2 separate regions of the Homo sapiens genome follow, and region 2 is linked to region 1. A link is a loop called in an ENCODE intact Hi-C map of the cell type or tissue named here. Cell type or tissue: prostate gland. All regions are shown on one strand.

What was found. Hi-C counts contacts between places; a loop is a spot of excess contacts. Peaks named below come from ENCODE experiments on the same cell type or tissue, not always from the same donor. Only the 100,000 strongest peaks of a DNase experiment are listed, where the experiment ranks them.
Region 2: it touches region 1 in a loop (3-fold over the local background); 3 of 110 quality-filtered maps call a loop at or near these places.

The regions. Positions count from the first base shown.
Region 1 is chr1:12,310,326-12,318,325 of GRCh38, reverse strand. It overlaps VPS13D (vacuolar protein sorting 13 homolog D), which reads right to left. Exons shown (of 70, transcript NM_015378.4): 28 at 6,701-6,872; 29 at 6,401-6,513; 30 at 3,999-4,211; 31 at 1-254. Among named protein-coding and RNA genes, the nearest start is that of VPS13D, 84 kb to the right of the region's middle. In prostate gland, CTCF peaks have their summits at 3,600 and 3,799; no DNase peak of the experiment used is centred here; H3K27ac peaks cover 507 bases.
Region 2 is chr1:12,536,750-12,544,749 of GRCh38, reverse strand. No RefSeq gene overlaps it. Among named protein-coding and RNA genes, the nearest start is that of LINC02766, 15 kb to the right of the region's middle. RefSeq lists enhancers at 2,893-3,187, 3,750-4,398. In prostate gland, no CTCF peak of the experiment used is centred here; a DNase peak (open chromatin) is centred at 4,621; H3K27ac peaks cover 2,978 bases.

The DNA.
Region 1 (8,000 bases):
CCTTGACCTCCAGGTGCCTTTCATTGGACACAGGAAGGGAAGACCGCTTGGTAACTACTCCACTCTTCACAGTTTTGGGAACTATAGCAGATTCGCTGCTAGAGTTACGGTGGCGAGAAGGAGTAACATGATTTTGTTTCTTAATATCACTGGGAGTGTGGAGAAAATCATGGACTAACAGTAGCCAGTCAAATATGAGAAACACACGGAGATTGTTGAGAACTACTGTAAAGCAGGAGGAATCCTTGGTAGATCTATAAAAAGAAGACAGGAGAAAATAAATAGGAAAAAAGAAACATGGTTATTTCAATAACCTGCAAATGTACTGCTCAGTTTTGGCAGGTGGTATTCCGGTATTTTCCAAACTGCCTGCTTTGAGTATCAGTAAACTTTGAACACTGGTTGAATAACACATTCAGTGTATTACTGGTTTAATAACACATTCAGTATAATAAGTTAATCATATTTTTAAACAACAAGGAACATTTTATAAGAAAGCAGCATAGGTAGTATAGCTCAGTGGTTCTCAATCAGATGGTTTTGCTCCCCTGAAGACATTATTTCTTTTCTTTTTTTTTTAAGAGACAGGGTCACACTCTGTTGCCCAGACTGGAATGCAGTGGCACGATCACAGCTCACTGTAACTTCAAACTCCTGGGATCAAGTGATCCTCCCGCCTCAGCCTCCCAAAGTGCTAGGATTACAGATGTGGGCCACTGCACCTGGCCCTTGGAGACATTTTTTATTCACATTTCAATTGCAATTGCAACTAGAGGGGGTTGCTATTGCTATCTAGTATAGGTAGAGGCCAGGGATGCTGTTAACTAACCCACGATGTACAGGACAGCCCCATAATAAGGAATTATCTGACCCAAAACGTTGATAGTGCTAAGGTCAAGAAATTCTGGTATGATAAAGAGCACAGGCTTTGAAGTCAGAGACGCAGACTTAAATACTGCCATTTACGAGCTGTGTTATCTTACGAAAGCCACCTACCTTCTCTCAGCCTGTTTCCCTACTTATAAAATGAAGAATATTAATATGATAAGAAATAAAGCACCAGGCACAAAGCAGTCATTTGATAAATGTCACTTTCTTTCCCTATGGGCTATTTCAAGAAGATCAATGAGGCACTCCTTCTTTGACGTCTAGGATCATTTCTTTATAAATAATACCAAGTTTACACACACTAGTACTAGATTGTTTCTCTAATTGAAACTGACCTGACAGCCCAGATCTTTTGGCCCGAGGAGAACAAGTAAGATGACATTTACCAGGGATAAATGTCCCCTAAGTAACCTAGAGGTAGAGTTGGGGTGGGGGTGGGGGGACAAGTTGCCATTGCTCCGAAGTCTACATTTGACGTGAAAACCCAGCGAGGACTCTCAGGCCTGACTTCAAACCATGATGCAGTCAGGGGCTTCATCCAGGCCCTATTAGTACATCAGCAGGCCCAGCCTACTAATGGATAAGGCCTCAGATGAGTAGGACAAGAGAAACAGGGGCTGGAGCACTTGAATGCGGTTTTCTGGGTTGAACTTGGTTCCGTAAGCCCAAAAGCGACTCTGGGGTTGTAGCTACTACATGTACCTGGTTCCCTGACATAAAAGGTATTCCTATGTGGGAAAAGCTAACTTGGAAATATTTCTGAGGCTGGTTTCTCTGCTCCTCATTTCCCCTAAACCTGGCTCACTGCCTCTAGTAAAAGGGCAGCATGATGCATGGCTCCTTCTTACAGACACAGCATTTTTCACAGAAACACTCTACTCTTGTGTAATGGAGAAAAAATGTTGCCCTCAGTAAAATTTTTCCACCCCATTTTGAACATAGATTGTCAGAGTTCTGTATTTAACTGGAAAGTCACAGTGTGTTGGATCCCTTTTCTGGAAAATATTTCAAGCCTTTAAACACTGTGAAGTGATTTATATTTGACACACAAGATCCCAACAGAAGAGTAATTCTTCTTCAGACACGAAAGGCGTTCAAAAATTCCCATCTAAAGAACATTTCACTCCTCTTGCTAACAATAGTATTTCTGTTAGCAAGAGCCAAGGTAAGGCTTTATTATTTGACTCCAATTATACACCTATAATACACAAATATTTCCAGGCTCCCTGTATATTAAAAATATGATAAGAAGGAGACAACTACCTGACAGTCTAAGAAGCCAGATCAATAATAATAAAGTAAACTCAAAAAGAAATGTTTCTCGGCCGGGCACGGTGGCTCACACCTGTAATCCCAGCACTTTGGGAGGCTGAGGCGGGCAGATCACAAGGTCAGGAGTTTGAGACCAGCCTGGCCAATATGGTGAAACCCCGTTTCTACTAAAAATACAAAAATTAGCCAGCCATGGTGGCAGGAGCCTGTAGTCCCAGCTACTCAGGAGGCTGAGACAGGAGAATCACTTGAACCCGGGAGGCGGAGGTTGCAGTGAGCTGAGATCGTGCCACTGCACTCCAGCCTAGGCGACAGAGTGAGACTACGTCTCAAAAAAAAAAAAGAAATGTTTCTCCAGATGGAACAAACAGATGCCAGCCTCTTGTTCAAAGGAAACATCTTCAACCAAATGAACTGCAAAATGGGGCCATCTTATCACATGACTGCAATCAGCCCAATGACGAGACACCTGATAGGTCCAAAGACTGTTGGAAACATCATGGGCTTTAACATCACATACCCAGGTTTGAGCTCTGATTTCTTGACCTACGAGCTGTGTGACCTTAGAAGAGTGAACTAACCCTTATCCAAGTTTCTAACTTGGAAACTGCAAAATGAGGAAGAAGTCATCCCCTCTGCAGACTTGTCAGGATTATACTGAGCGTAGCTAAAGTGCCTGGCTCATGGCAGGGCCCAATAAGAGGCAATTAGGATTCCTACTCCTGAACTTTTAAAGTTCATAAAAAAATGTAAATGTCTACTCTGCTAGATTTCCTAAAGGCATATGAAGAAATCATGACCTCTCTCGAAAAACAAAACAAAACCTAAACCCTGGGGAATTCTGAACAGCACATTGAAATGTCAGGCATACAGAAACATGTAAGAATAATCCTGATGACTTTTTGTTCTGTTTTTTGCTTAAACACAAAGTTTTTCACAATCTTTTTACTTAGTGGTTTATACTTACAACATGTCTGATGACATGAAGCACTAACAGAAGGGAGGGTCTCCTTTTTGGGTTTTCACTGAAAGACTTCTTTAGACCAGGCCTAATTTTTCAGTTTTAAGGTCTATGTTCAGCCATAACATCAGCAAATGGTATATCATAAAACAACATGTTATATCAGCATAACAATGACAGCTGCCAACTGTGCCAAGCAATATGCCAGAATTACTTTAATTATTACCTCTACCCCATGAGGTGGGTATAGGTAATTTTCTATTTTATATAAGAGGAAGTTGAGGCTCAAAGGGGCTAAACAACTTGTCTAAGGACACATAGCTAGATAATAGGAGAGCAAGGTTTTCAGCCCAGATCTGTCTGATTCCAAAATATATGTTCTTTCTATATAGAACACTGCCTCCCATAATACCAGAAAGAAAAATATAACCTAATTCAAAAAGGTAAAAACTATGTATACATGGATAATGAGTCAGTAAGACTTGAATGGGTAATTCAAGTCAAACCCACCTTCCCTTCCATTATTTGTAAAGACCAAAAGTCTTTTTACTTTTTTCCTTAAACCAGCATAATTTCTTCCTTCTCCAAGCCACTTTACAAATTAAAACAGTCTACAGCTTACAAGGAGATTGATTTTAAGGCTCAATTCTTAACTACTTTATTTTTAAAGGCAACAGAGACATCTTTTGGCCAATAAATGAAACTGCAAGATTATAGGAATAATGCATTAATATACAGTACACTGCACTGATTAAGCCATTATCTATTTATCTGTCTAGTGATTCCTTGGTTTTTTGATGTTCTAAAGCCAACAAAGACGTGACCCAAAAGGGAATGTCTCCACAAAGAAAGGCAGAGAAGGGTCTGGACCTGCTACCTGAAATGTAGTTCAATCTGAATGGACCCTTGGGTGGTGCTGCTGTTCTTAGCGGGCTGAAAGATACAGCTGAACACATTCGTCATGCCAGGGCTGGTCTTCTGCCCAGCATAACGGGTGTCAAAAGCCATCATGGAATGGGAAACCAAGTTAATGGACTTGGTTTGGTTGGAAAAACTTTCATAGAGCAGTTTGCATTTCTTGAAGTCAAATCTAAAAGAGAGAAAAGAAAGCAAGCAAGATGTGAAACACAACTCTTCCATTTTACAAAAGTATATAAGTTCGAGATAACGAGCAAAATCAAAAATATATCTAAGTCCCATAAGGAGAATAACTTTCATTCTGAGTTTTCTTGTTGATTCTGTTAATAGACTCCTCAAAATGGAGTTAGTGTCACTGTGCCTTGGATCTTACTTTTCCAGTTCCAAAGAGATGATCTTGTTCATAGGAACGGCATGAGAAGTAACAATACCACATGTTTAACATATTCTGAATCCGTTATCATTCCCATGACCCATCAGAAGTCTAAGAAGGCTGTATATCCCCAAAGGATGTCAAGGGTCCCTCTGGGCCTTCATCTGTCAGCTTCTAGCTTGCCTGGATGTTTCACTCTCCAGGGTCTGTCCAACTGTTTATGTGAAACTGCTGTAGTGTACTGGGAACAAATAATACTCTTCACATGGAGAATAATTCAACTAATCTACCAACAGGAAATGCATTTGGAACCATCGTTTTTTCATAACCGAGAAAGCTGCAATGAGGAATTCATAATTACTCGGTACCATTATGACAATACATACAGAATTATTCCATATTGAGAAAAACTAAGGGCACAGCCAATCATCACAGAAAATCGCTGGGTGACGTGGCTCATGCCTGTAGTCCCAGCTACTCGGTGGGGCTGAGGTGGGAGGATCACTTGAGCCAGGGATGTGGAGGTTGCAGTGAGCCGAGATGGCACCACTGCAGTCCCGCCTGGGCAACAGAGAGAGATTCTGTCTTAAAAAAAAAAAAAAAAAAAAAAAAAAGGAAAGAATAAAATTGCTAGCTCACAAGACCACCAATGTGGGACCACAGTTTCAGTATGCAACGCTCTCACCAGCTGAGTTAGGTACAGACCGTGGCGGACTTTCAACAGAAAGACTAACTAGAAGACAGAGTGCTTCAGCAGGGAATCACTGGCCTTGAAGTCCTGTTTTCAAATGCCAAACCACTTTCCCAGTCATACGACCTTAAGCTAGTCAGAAACTCTATCTGGAAAAGAGTGATGTACGCCCAGCTTACAGGACTGATAAGAGATCAACATGAAAAGGTTATTAAGTGTGAAATGCACTTTTTAAAGTTCCACACCAGTAATCACGAATTCATACATTTACACTGACTAAGGAAGTGACAGAAATAAGCGAAGGACTAGGTAAGCATATGCCCCATTTCAAGGGAGCAATTGCTACTCCGCTTCCAGATGCTTCCAAGTGAGAACATGGACCTAGTATTGCCAAAGCTTCCAGTTTTTCAAAAGAAGCTAAATACAAACCTTTTATATAAAATCCTGCAACTTTTTGGGGCGGGAGGGACCAGGTTTCAGCTGTCACCTAGGCTGGAGTGCAGTGGTGTGATCATGGCTCACTGCAGCCTCAATCTCCTGGTTCAAGTGATTCTCTCACCTTAACGCCTTGAGTAGCTGGGACTACAGGCATGCACCACCATGCGCAGCTAGTTTTTTAATTTTTTGTAGAGACAGGGTCTCTCACTATGTTGCCCAGGCCAGTCTGGAATTCCTGGCCTCAAGCAATCCTCCTTCCTTGGCTTCCTAAAGTGCTGGGACTACAGGCCTGAGCCACTGCGCCTAGCCCCTAACTTTGAAAATGTTGGCCAGCAAGGCATCAATGCTGCACATCAAGTGGTTCTGCATCTCCCACCCCGTAACTACTCAGACACACAGCAAGACAGGACTTTCTGACTCCATCACCCTGTGTGGGACCATATTTTAGTTCCACAAAGTCTGCCAGAGCATTTAGTTGCCATTCAACACCATTCAGAGCTCATTTTTCCCGCTGGCACATCAAAACACTAGCTGCTCTGTCACCCTAAGCGACTACAACAAGCAGAGCAGCCCAGACCCACAATGGTCACAGAGTATGAGGGAGAAAAAGATCTTCACTGTTTTAAGTCACTGATACTTTGGGGTTGTCTGTTACTACAGCATAACCTAACCTATGTTGACTGATAGAGCATGAATCTAAACTTTTCAAAAGCACTGTGTAGATCAACCAAAAGACACTCTGCAGACAACATTCCATCTGTGGGCCACCACTCTGCAACCTCTGCTCTGTGTCAATGCAAAACATGTGTATTATTTGGATACTGTTACTAACAGTATAATAATATAATCAAAGGCATACCTGGCTAGGGACCCAGCACCTTCTTTTCTTTTTGGATCTTTAAGCTCCAGACTTACATTCACCATATCAATGAGGAAGCACATACAGGTGTACACTTCTCCACTCAGGACAGTCTACAAAAGGAAAATGCTCGTCAATCCACAGCTGATGATGCCATCCTAAAAACAGGCTCATACGCCAAGAAATCTAATTTGCTTGTTGCTCCACCTTCTTTCTCCAAGTGAGTTTGAGGAATAGATACACAGGGTGACCGTCAGCTGAGACTATGAGAGTGACAGAAGAACATAAGGTCTCACTCACATGAATTCTTGGATCTTGTAAATCATAAGGCCGCATAAATTCCTCTATGGGTTCTCCCAGGTTGTTCTCTAATAAGCCGCGGATCAGCTTGTATTTATACAGATCCAGAGAGCAGTGGACTGAGGAGAGATTGCCATGGATAGATATGTCTGGCACAGTATGACTTATTTCTCTATGAAAAAGAAAAAAGATCACTTACACAGACAAGTCACTAACTTAACACTGACATAGCTCACGCCCAAACAACGGGGCTAAAATGTACTCACCTACATTATCAAGTAGGTAATTCCTACTTCCAATGACAAAAATTTCATGTAGCTCCAAATGAAGCAAGTTAATATGACTGTCATGCTTCAACTACAAAAAGCCCCTTTTCTCCCAAAATTTACATTTAGAAAATCCTCAAACCAGGCCAGGTGTGGTGGCTCACACCTATAATCCCAGCACTTTGGGAGGCTGAGGTGGGAGGATCACTTGAGCCCAGGAGTTCGAGACCAGCCTGGACAACATAGTGAAACCCCATCTCTACAAAAAATGCAAAAATTAACTGGGCATGGTGGTGTGCACTTGTGGTCCCAGCTACTCAGGAGGCTGAGGTGGGGGTTCACTTGAGCCCAGGAAGTCAAGGGTGCAGTAAGCTGTGATCGTGCCACTGTATTCCAGCCTGTGTGACAGAGTGAGACCCTGTGGGAGGGAGAGAGGGAGAGAGGGAGGGAAGGAGGGAAGGAGGGAAGGAGGGAAGGAGGGAAGGAGGGAAGGAGGGAAGGAAGGAAGGAGGGAAGGAGGGAAGGAAGGAAGGAGGGAAGGAGGGAGGGAGGGAGGGAGGGAGGGAAGGAAGGAAGGAAGGAAGGAAGGAGCAAGAAATGGAGGGAGGGAAATCCTTAAACCTAGTATGAGGTAACTAATCTATTAATAAGGAAAACCTCATGAGACTCACAAAGAGCTTAAATATTACACTTGGGAAAGCAATAAAGAAAAGATGCCAAGATCTTTATTTAACTCTTTGGATTTAGTGGTAACTAAAGGCAAACACCAGTGTTTCATACTGAGCCCAGATGGGACATGAGGATAAACTCTGAATAGGTTCGTCATCTCAGCTGGGATGGACAGAAGTAAAGTTGAAGAGGGGGAGGGGCACACATCTGTACCTCATCTCAATACTAAAAAGCTTTCTCTAACCTCCCATGGGTGAACTGGGCATTGTGAATCCTACAGACACTATGCTCTAAGTATAGAGAGGGCTAGTGTTTGAAATGGCAGAGGTATATAAGAAAAGTTATTTTGTCTGCAGAGAAAAGCC
Region 2 (8,000 bases), 230 kb before region 1:
TCCGCTCACAATAATGCAGCCGTGCATGTTTGAATGGTTCTGGCCCTTTGCATCTCATAAACCTTTTCCTTGGGATGAATTCCAATAGAGAATTACTGGGATGGAAACATCGTTTTATGACTTTCTTTCTCTGGGTGTGAGTTAATTTCTAAGTACGACAGCAATTTGCAATACCTTCAACAGCAGAGTGAGTACCTGAATTTCTCTGCATGCTTCAGAATCCTGGGTGTGACCTTGAGAACACTTTTCTTTTCCTGGTGCAGTGGCTCATGCCTGTAATACCTGCACTTTGGGAGGCTGAGGCAGGAGGATCACTTGAGCCCAGGAGTTTAAGACAAGTCTGGTCAACATAGGGAGATAGGGAGGCCCTTTTTCTACCAAAAAAAAATTAAAATTAGCCGGGCATGGTGGCACATGCGGGCAGTTCCACCCGTGGTCCCACTGAGATGGGCAGATTGCACTAAGCCATGATCACACCACTGGACTCCAATCTGGGTGCCAGAGCGAGACCTTGTCTCAAAGAAAAAAACCTTGTTTTAAATTCATTTTGTAAATATAAAATAGCCTCTTAATACTGCCTTAGTTTCCCCCTCTTTGATGATGAGTGAGGACAATCACGTGAACTCAGAGCACGTGAGCTTGCCATGTTAATTAACCTCTGAGCCCCAACCGGGTCAGATATAAACTGGGAATGCTGCCATTTCCAGCTGGTAAGTTTTTCTTTTTGTCCAATTCAACCAATCATTTGATCTTGATTTGTTTATTTATAGGAGCTTTAGATACATGCGGTACTTTCAGAATAGCAAAATCAAAACATGGTCTTTGCCCCAAGAACTTACGACCTATTTCCATATTGCCAGTGTGTCTCAGAACTACCCTAAATGAGTCTTAGGAGTAGTTTGAATGTCCAATAGTAATTACGTCATCTGCGGAACCCAGACGCCTCAGAAATAAATTAATTTCATCCCAGACGTAGTTATCAGGGTTGTGGCTATGTAAACAGTTTTCATCATTTCATACCTGAATGAATGAATTATATTCTGCAGAAAACTGGTTGGTTGGAGAGATTTAATTAAGACAGGAATGCAGGAATTTTCTTGGGACAAACAAAAGGATTATAGAACTTTGTAAATAATATACAAAAAAATTAGAAACGTACATTTGTTGGTTGGATTTTCTTTCTTTCTTTCTTTCTTTCTTCTTTCTTTCTTTCTTCTTTCTTTTTCTTTTTTCTTTCTTTCTTTTTTTTTTTTTTGACAGGATCTCTGTCGCCCAGGCTGAAGTGTGGTGGCATTATCCTGGATGGCTCACTGCAGCCTCGACCTCCTGGACTCAAATGATCCTCCCACCTCAGCCTCCCCAGTAGCCGGAACCACTGGTGAGTGCCACCATCCCTAGCCAATTATTTTATCTGTAGAGATGAGATCTCGCTATGCTGCTCAGGCTTCTCTTGAACTCTTGGGCTCGAGTAATTCTCCCACCTTGGCCTCCCAAAGTGCTGGTATTATAGGTGGGAGCCACTGTGCTTGGCCATTTGGTTGGATTTTCTTGCTATACTCCCTGTGCTAATGAAGTGAGATGTAAAACTTACTTCAGTGTCTAATACAGATAAGCATTCAATGAATGCTGACTGCCCAACTCTAGTTTCTTCATATGTAAGTGATTCTTTCACGTCCTCTGTTTGTCTACATTAAACTCAATGTTTTTCTTGTTTATTTTAATGAATTCTTTATATATTGTAGCCACTCTTTTGCTTCCTGTTTCCTGACATTTTACTTTGTCCACAAAATTTAGAACATTGGAAACATTTCCTGTCCTGGGTTACATTAGAGTCACACTCCTGCTATTCTATGCTCTACCCCCAACCCCCCCACCGCCCCCCGCCACCAACTCTCTAAGACTCAGTGGGCTGAAATGAGAGCCAGGAGGTTTACCAGTTGGAGCAATTTAGTTGATTTTGTCCTGGGCTCAGGCAGCTTTCCCTGATGTCATTTGTTCCCTGGGGATTTGGCTCACTGAAGCACACAGGATAATTCTTCTGGAATGAAAGGACTTAGAATCTCCTCATTCAGAGGGTCTCTTGCCTCAAATTCTATTCTGGGTCCGTTTTCTTATTTTATGGTGGTAATTGTTATTGTTCTTGCTTTTTTTCCTTTTGCAGCAAACTCACTCATTATCAAATATCCAACAAGAGTGTTCTAGGTGCAAGACTTTGAATTTTGGGGACACAATGGTGAACAAAACAGACATGTCCCTGCCCAAGCGGAGTTCACAGCAGAGTTCCTGGGAGATGCACACTGGCCAATGCCATCCAGTCCACAAGTGCTCATCAGGCACCTGCCGTGTGCCAGGCTGTCTTCTGGGCCTGGGGACAGACACGTGAGCAGAGATGGTCCCTACCATCTCTGCATCGGGAGCTTATCATCAACACAAATCCACGAAACATGACATTTAACATGCGCAAAGCTGCAAAGGAAGGGCTGGCAGAGCCACGTGGACTACGGTACAGGGAGGGACTTATTCTGACCAGGGGTCTGCCAGGAGGGGTGTCAGTCACGGAAGGCTTCCCTGAGGAAGCGACCTGTGTCATGAGCTCTGATGGCTGACTTAGAATTAACCGGGCAAATGGGGACAAGACTTTTTGACACAAAGGGAATAATAGATGCAAAGCACTTGGGGTGGGAGGAAACAGTTTTAAGGGCCCACTCAGGGCTGGATCCAGGGTGGGGCACCGGGATTCTTGGGGCCAAAAGGCTGGGTTTCTCCTCGTCTGGTGAATCAGAGTTTGGGGGAAGCCTCTACTGGTTTAGCCCACCCTCAGAGCCCTGATCCACCAGCTGGGCAGCTCAGCTCATCTTTTGTCTGGTGGTGGGGAAAGGCTGTTGGAGGCGCTGAGGGGCAGAAGCCTGTTTTTGGAGGGCCCGTGGCAGAGAGTGAGGGAGGGCCACGTGGAGCCCCACGGTCACCCTGCTACTTTCTCTGACCTCAGCTGCGGCTTGGCCTCCCGCCCTTTGGGAGTTCACAGGGAGGTGAAATCTGCAAGCGGAGGCTGGTTTCTTCCCCTCCTGGGAGGACTGAGCTATCCAGACAAGGCCCGGGAAGGCCCCTTCCTCCCCTTCCAGGGCTCTCTGGGATCTGATGAGCCATTTGTCCAGCTCTGTCTTCTCCCCTCCCCAGCTCTGGGGACAGAGCAGCTGGGACTGCAAAGACTGTCCTGTTCCTGATGTAGGTCCCCACACCTGGAGACCCAGGGGCTGAGGCCGGCCCCCTGCACCTCCTCCAAGCTGCTGAGCTCAACTGCACTCTGTGGCCCCAGGAAGGCATGGGAAAGGCTGCCCCCCTGGAGCACTTCATGGCTGTCGAGGCGCACGTTGCAAATCAGGCTCTGGCCCTTTGCCTCTGCGAGCACTGGGGGCTGTCACTTACGACCCTGTCCTTACAGGGAAATTCCAGCCCACAGCTCAGGGCCTTGGGAGCAGCCGCATAGACTTCGGAGCCAGGCAGCTCTGGGTTGGCGTCCCTGACCTGTCTCACTCTCTGCAGGACACTGGGCACATTTACGTCTCTGAGCTTCAGTTTCTCCATGTGTAAAAAGGGGTCTACCCCTAAGCTGCAGCGCTGTGGTACTTATGGTGGCAGCTGGTGACAATTCCTGACAGCGGGAGTTGGGGGGTTCTTTACCACCAGTGGCTCCTCTCAGAGTCATTCAACCCAGGCAGGGGCACTGGGGAGATGGTCAGTACCGCCCAGGTAAACCGAGGCCTCACGTGTAGGAGCCTGCTTTCTGGAAGGGAGGCTCTGCCAGCAAGTCTCATTTCATCCTCAAAAGAACCCAGGGATGTAGTTATAAGCAGGATTCGCCTCTGACAGATGAGGAGAGGTTCAGAGAGGTTGACAAACTCACTCAAGGTTGCACAGCAAGTAAAAGGCCCAGCTGGGATCCTTCAGGGATTGCTGGACCAGGGAGCCCCTCCTCTGCACCGTCAGGAAGGGTCCAGTGCTGGGCCCTGAAGCCAGGAGCCCGAGAGGACGTTCTCAGCACCAGCTCCGCCTGCAAGCCCAGGATTTCCCACCCCCATGCACCGCACCCAGGACCCCAGGACAGTGCCCCTCCCCGCACACTGGGCTCTGGCCTCAGCCTGCCTCTGGGAACTTGGCGTTGGAGTTGGGGGAGGGTGGAGGGAAAGGCAGCCTTCGGAGCTGTCCCTGGGAGGGGAGCCGTTTGGCGTGAGGGCCGGGCCAGGCCGGCCTCCTTTGTTGCAGGCTGACAGGACGGTGCGGCCACCACACACTTCAGCTGCCAACTCGCCGCGGTCACTCAATCCATCACCGAGGGCGGGGGCTCCCGGCCCTGCTGGCTCCTGGCCGCTCGGCCTGCGATGTTGTTTTAGTCTGACTCGGGCTGTGAGATAAACGGGGCATGAACCGGTCCCCTGGCAGGGGGTCAGCCCCTTCTGCCCTCATTAAAGTGCCAATCAAGAAGAGGAATGGAGACGCTGAGTGAGCTCAGCCCTCTCGGCCAAGGGGGCAGGAGCCGGTCCCCCCACCACGGATGCCTGGAGAATTCCATCCATCCAAGGCCTGCGGGCGTCTGGTTGCAACACACCCAAGCAGCCGGCCCTTGGTGTTCCGTTCCTTCCCAAGCCTGCGTATGTGAGCAGCGGGTGGGGTGGGTACTTGCGACTTTGAATTTCCAGCTCCCCCAACTGGAAGGGAAATTCAAAGCAGCAAGTACCCACCCACCTCCTGCTCACACGGGCAGGCTCGGCTTGCTGTTGTGGCAACGTCACAAACCACCCCAAAACTTTATGGCTTAAAACAATTATCTCCAGGCATGGTGACTCATGTCTGTAAAACTAGCACTTTGAGAGACCAAAGTGGGAGGATTGCTTGAGGTCAGGAGTTCGAGACCAGCCTGGCCAACATAGTGAGATCCCACCTCTATCAAAAAATATAAAAATTAGCTGGATTAATGGGGCACACCTGTAGTCCCAGCCACTCAGGAGGCTGAGGCAGGAAGATCACTTGAGTCCAGGAGTTCAAGGCTGCACTGAGTCACTTGCACTCTAGCCTGGGCCACAGAGCAAGACCCTCTCTCAAAAAACCAAACCAAACCAACCAAACAAAAAAACACCCAGCCATTTGATGATCTTGTTTGAACCTGAGGGTGGACAGGGCTCAGCTAGGTGAATCATCTGCTCCATCATCTGCTGGGGTGGTGGCTGGAGGGGCTGTTTGCTGGGGCTCTTCTGGGCTGAAGGGTTCAACATGGCTCAGGCATGTGGCATCTTTGTGGGGACACCCAGAAGGCTGGGACACCTGGTTCACGAGGATGGCTGTGCCTGTCTCTCTGTCCCTGTGGAGTCTCGGGGCCTCTCTCCCTGTCTTACATGGCCTCTCCATGTGGTCTGTCCTGCAGGGTAGCCAGACTATTCAGTGACTTGGGGCTCCCAAAAGCACATGAGTGAAGGTGCTAGGCCTTCATAAGGTTTTGGCCTGGAACATGGCACAGAGGAACGTCTGCCCCATCCTAAAGCAAGTCAGGAACCAGCTCTCTTTTCTCCTGGGCACTCTGCCTGGAGGGCAAGTGGATCAGCAGCCTCTTGGGGTGTGGGGTGAGGTGGCTGGAATTCTCTCTCTCTCTCTATATATATATGTATACACACACACACACACACACACACACACACACACACACTCCACAATTCTTCAACTCTCTGGAAGAACCCCTCAAAGTCTATAACAAGGCATTCGCAAAAACATAATTAATAGTATGCTTTCATATTAATTTTACATATTAAATAAAAATAATAATTGGACCGGGTGCAGTGACTCACACCTGTAATTCCAGCACTTTGTGAGGCCAAGGCAGGGAGATCACTTGAGGATCTGCCAGGAGTTCAAGACCAGCCTGGGCAACATGGCAAAACCCTGTCTCTACAAAAAATTAGCCAGGCATGGTGACGTGTGCCTGTAGTCCCAGCTACTCGGGAAGCTGAGGTGGGAAGATCACTTGAGCACAGGAAGCAGAGGTTGCAATGAGCTGAGATTGCACCACTGCACTCCAGACTGGGAGACAGACTGAGACTGTCTCAATAATAATAGTAATAATAATAATAATTGTTACCATTGCTTAAGAACTTATGCCAAGCATTGTTCTAAGCAATTATAGCTTATTTAATTCCCCTGATAGCCCTGTAGGGATGATATAACTATTACCCTTGCTTTACATGTGTCTAAGATAAGTGGCTAAACTGTAATAGACTCCCAAACATTTAGTAACTCAAACACAATAGAGGTTTTTATCTTGCTCTCTTAAGGAAAGATCAGCATTCCTGGTGGGCAAGCAGCCCTCCTCCCTTTAGTGTCCCATAGATCCAGGCTCCATCCATCCTGTGACCCCCACCCCTCACCTCTGGTCCCCAGTAGTGCATAGATCACTCTGGCAGCTACATGAAGACTGGGCCATGGATGGTGTGTGCAGCTGTGGGCAAGCAGAGGGGTTTGGGATATTCACCATTTGCCTTCTAAATTTACTCTCCCTTTGTTCACCCTGCTCTCTGCCCTGGGAGGCTGCCCTCTGTGGACTATATCAGTGGGCTCCCCAACCCTCCAGCTTCCAGTTAGGCTCAGCCAGTGGGAGACAGAGCAGGAGATCAGAGGGCAAGAGGAGAGGGGAGGGTATTGATTTCCCTGGCTCTCTGTCTCCACTAGGCTGTAGTTTGGAAGTAGCTGACTTTTTCTACCAAAGGCTATGGCTCCTATCAGGGGGCCGGCAGCTTTGACTCTCACCCATCTTAGGGATGGTAAGAGGATACGTCACCGTCTCTTGTTGGTACCCCTGATCCCACCCGCAGCTTGTAATCAGCCCGTCTGCTAACCTCTCTGCAATCTCTGTATCTGTCAGAGGATACAGCTCATCTACATTCTGCAGTGGTCTCAGCTGGCACAGGAGGCAAGGGAGGAAGCAAGGAACCATTGAGAATGCTACAGTAATAATCCAGGAGGGAGATGATGGTGGGGTAGCTTTCCAAGGTCGGGCCAACAGGATTTTCTGATGGATTGGATATGGGGTTCGAATAAAAGAGAAGTTTCCAGGATGATTCCAAAATGGTTGGCTTGAGCAACTGGGAAAATGGAGTTATTTATTAAGATGGGTAAGACCAAAGGAGAGGCAGGCTTGGTCAGTTTTGGACATGTTAAGTAAGGCATGCTTTTTAGGCTTCTAAATGGAGACATTGAGAGGCAGATGGAGCTCTGAGTTTGAATTTCAGGGCAGAAATTCAGGCGGGAGATAAGACTATGAGACCTGCCCATATACAGATGATATTTAAAGCCATAGGACTCAGAGAGATAACCAAGGAGAGTTTGGCTGAAGAAAGGAAGAGGACTTACAGTGAATGCTGCGGCTCTCCAACATTTGGAGGCCAGGAAGATGAGAACAAAGAATAACGAGTGAAGTAGGAGGAAAATGAAGGAATTGGGTATTCTGGAAACAAAGTAAAAAAAAAAAAACTTTCAAGAAGGAGAGAGTGGCTGGGCACGGTGGCTCACGCCTGTAATCCCAGCACTTTGGGAGGCCAAGGTGGGCAGATCACGAGGCCAGGAGATCGAGACCATCCTGGCTAACATGGTGAAAACCCAACTCTACTAAAAGTACAAAAAATTAGCCGGGCGTGGTGGCACGCACCTGTGGTTCCAGCTACTCAGGAGGCTGAGGCAGGAGAATCACCTGAACCCAGGAGGCAGAGGTTGCAGTGAGCCAAGATTGTGCCACTGCACTCCAGCCTGGGTGACAGAATGAGACTCCATCTCAAAAAAAAAAAAAAAAAGAAGGAGAGAGAGTGCTCAATCATGACAAATACAGCTTTTATTCAGATTAGATAAGGCCTTATCATGAAGATTAGAGTTTGAAATATGAATGTCATTGATTATCTGGAAAGGGTGAGGTTGTGGGGATGAAAGCTTAATTGGCAAGGGCTCAGAGAAAAGGAGAAATT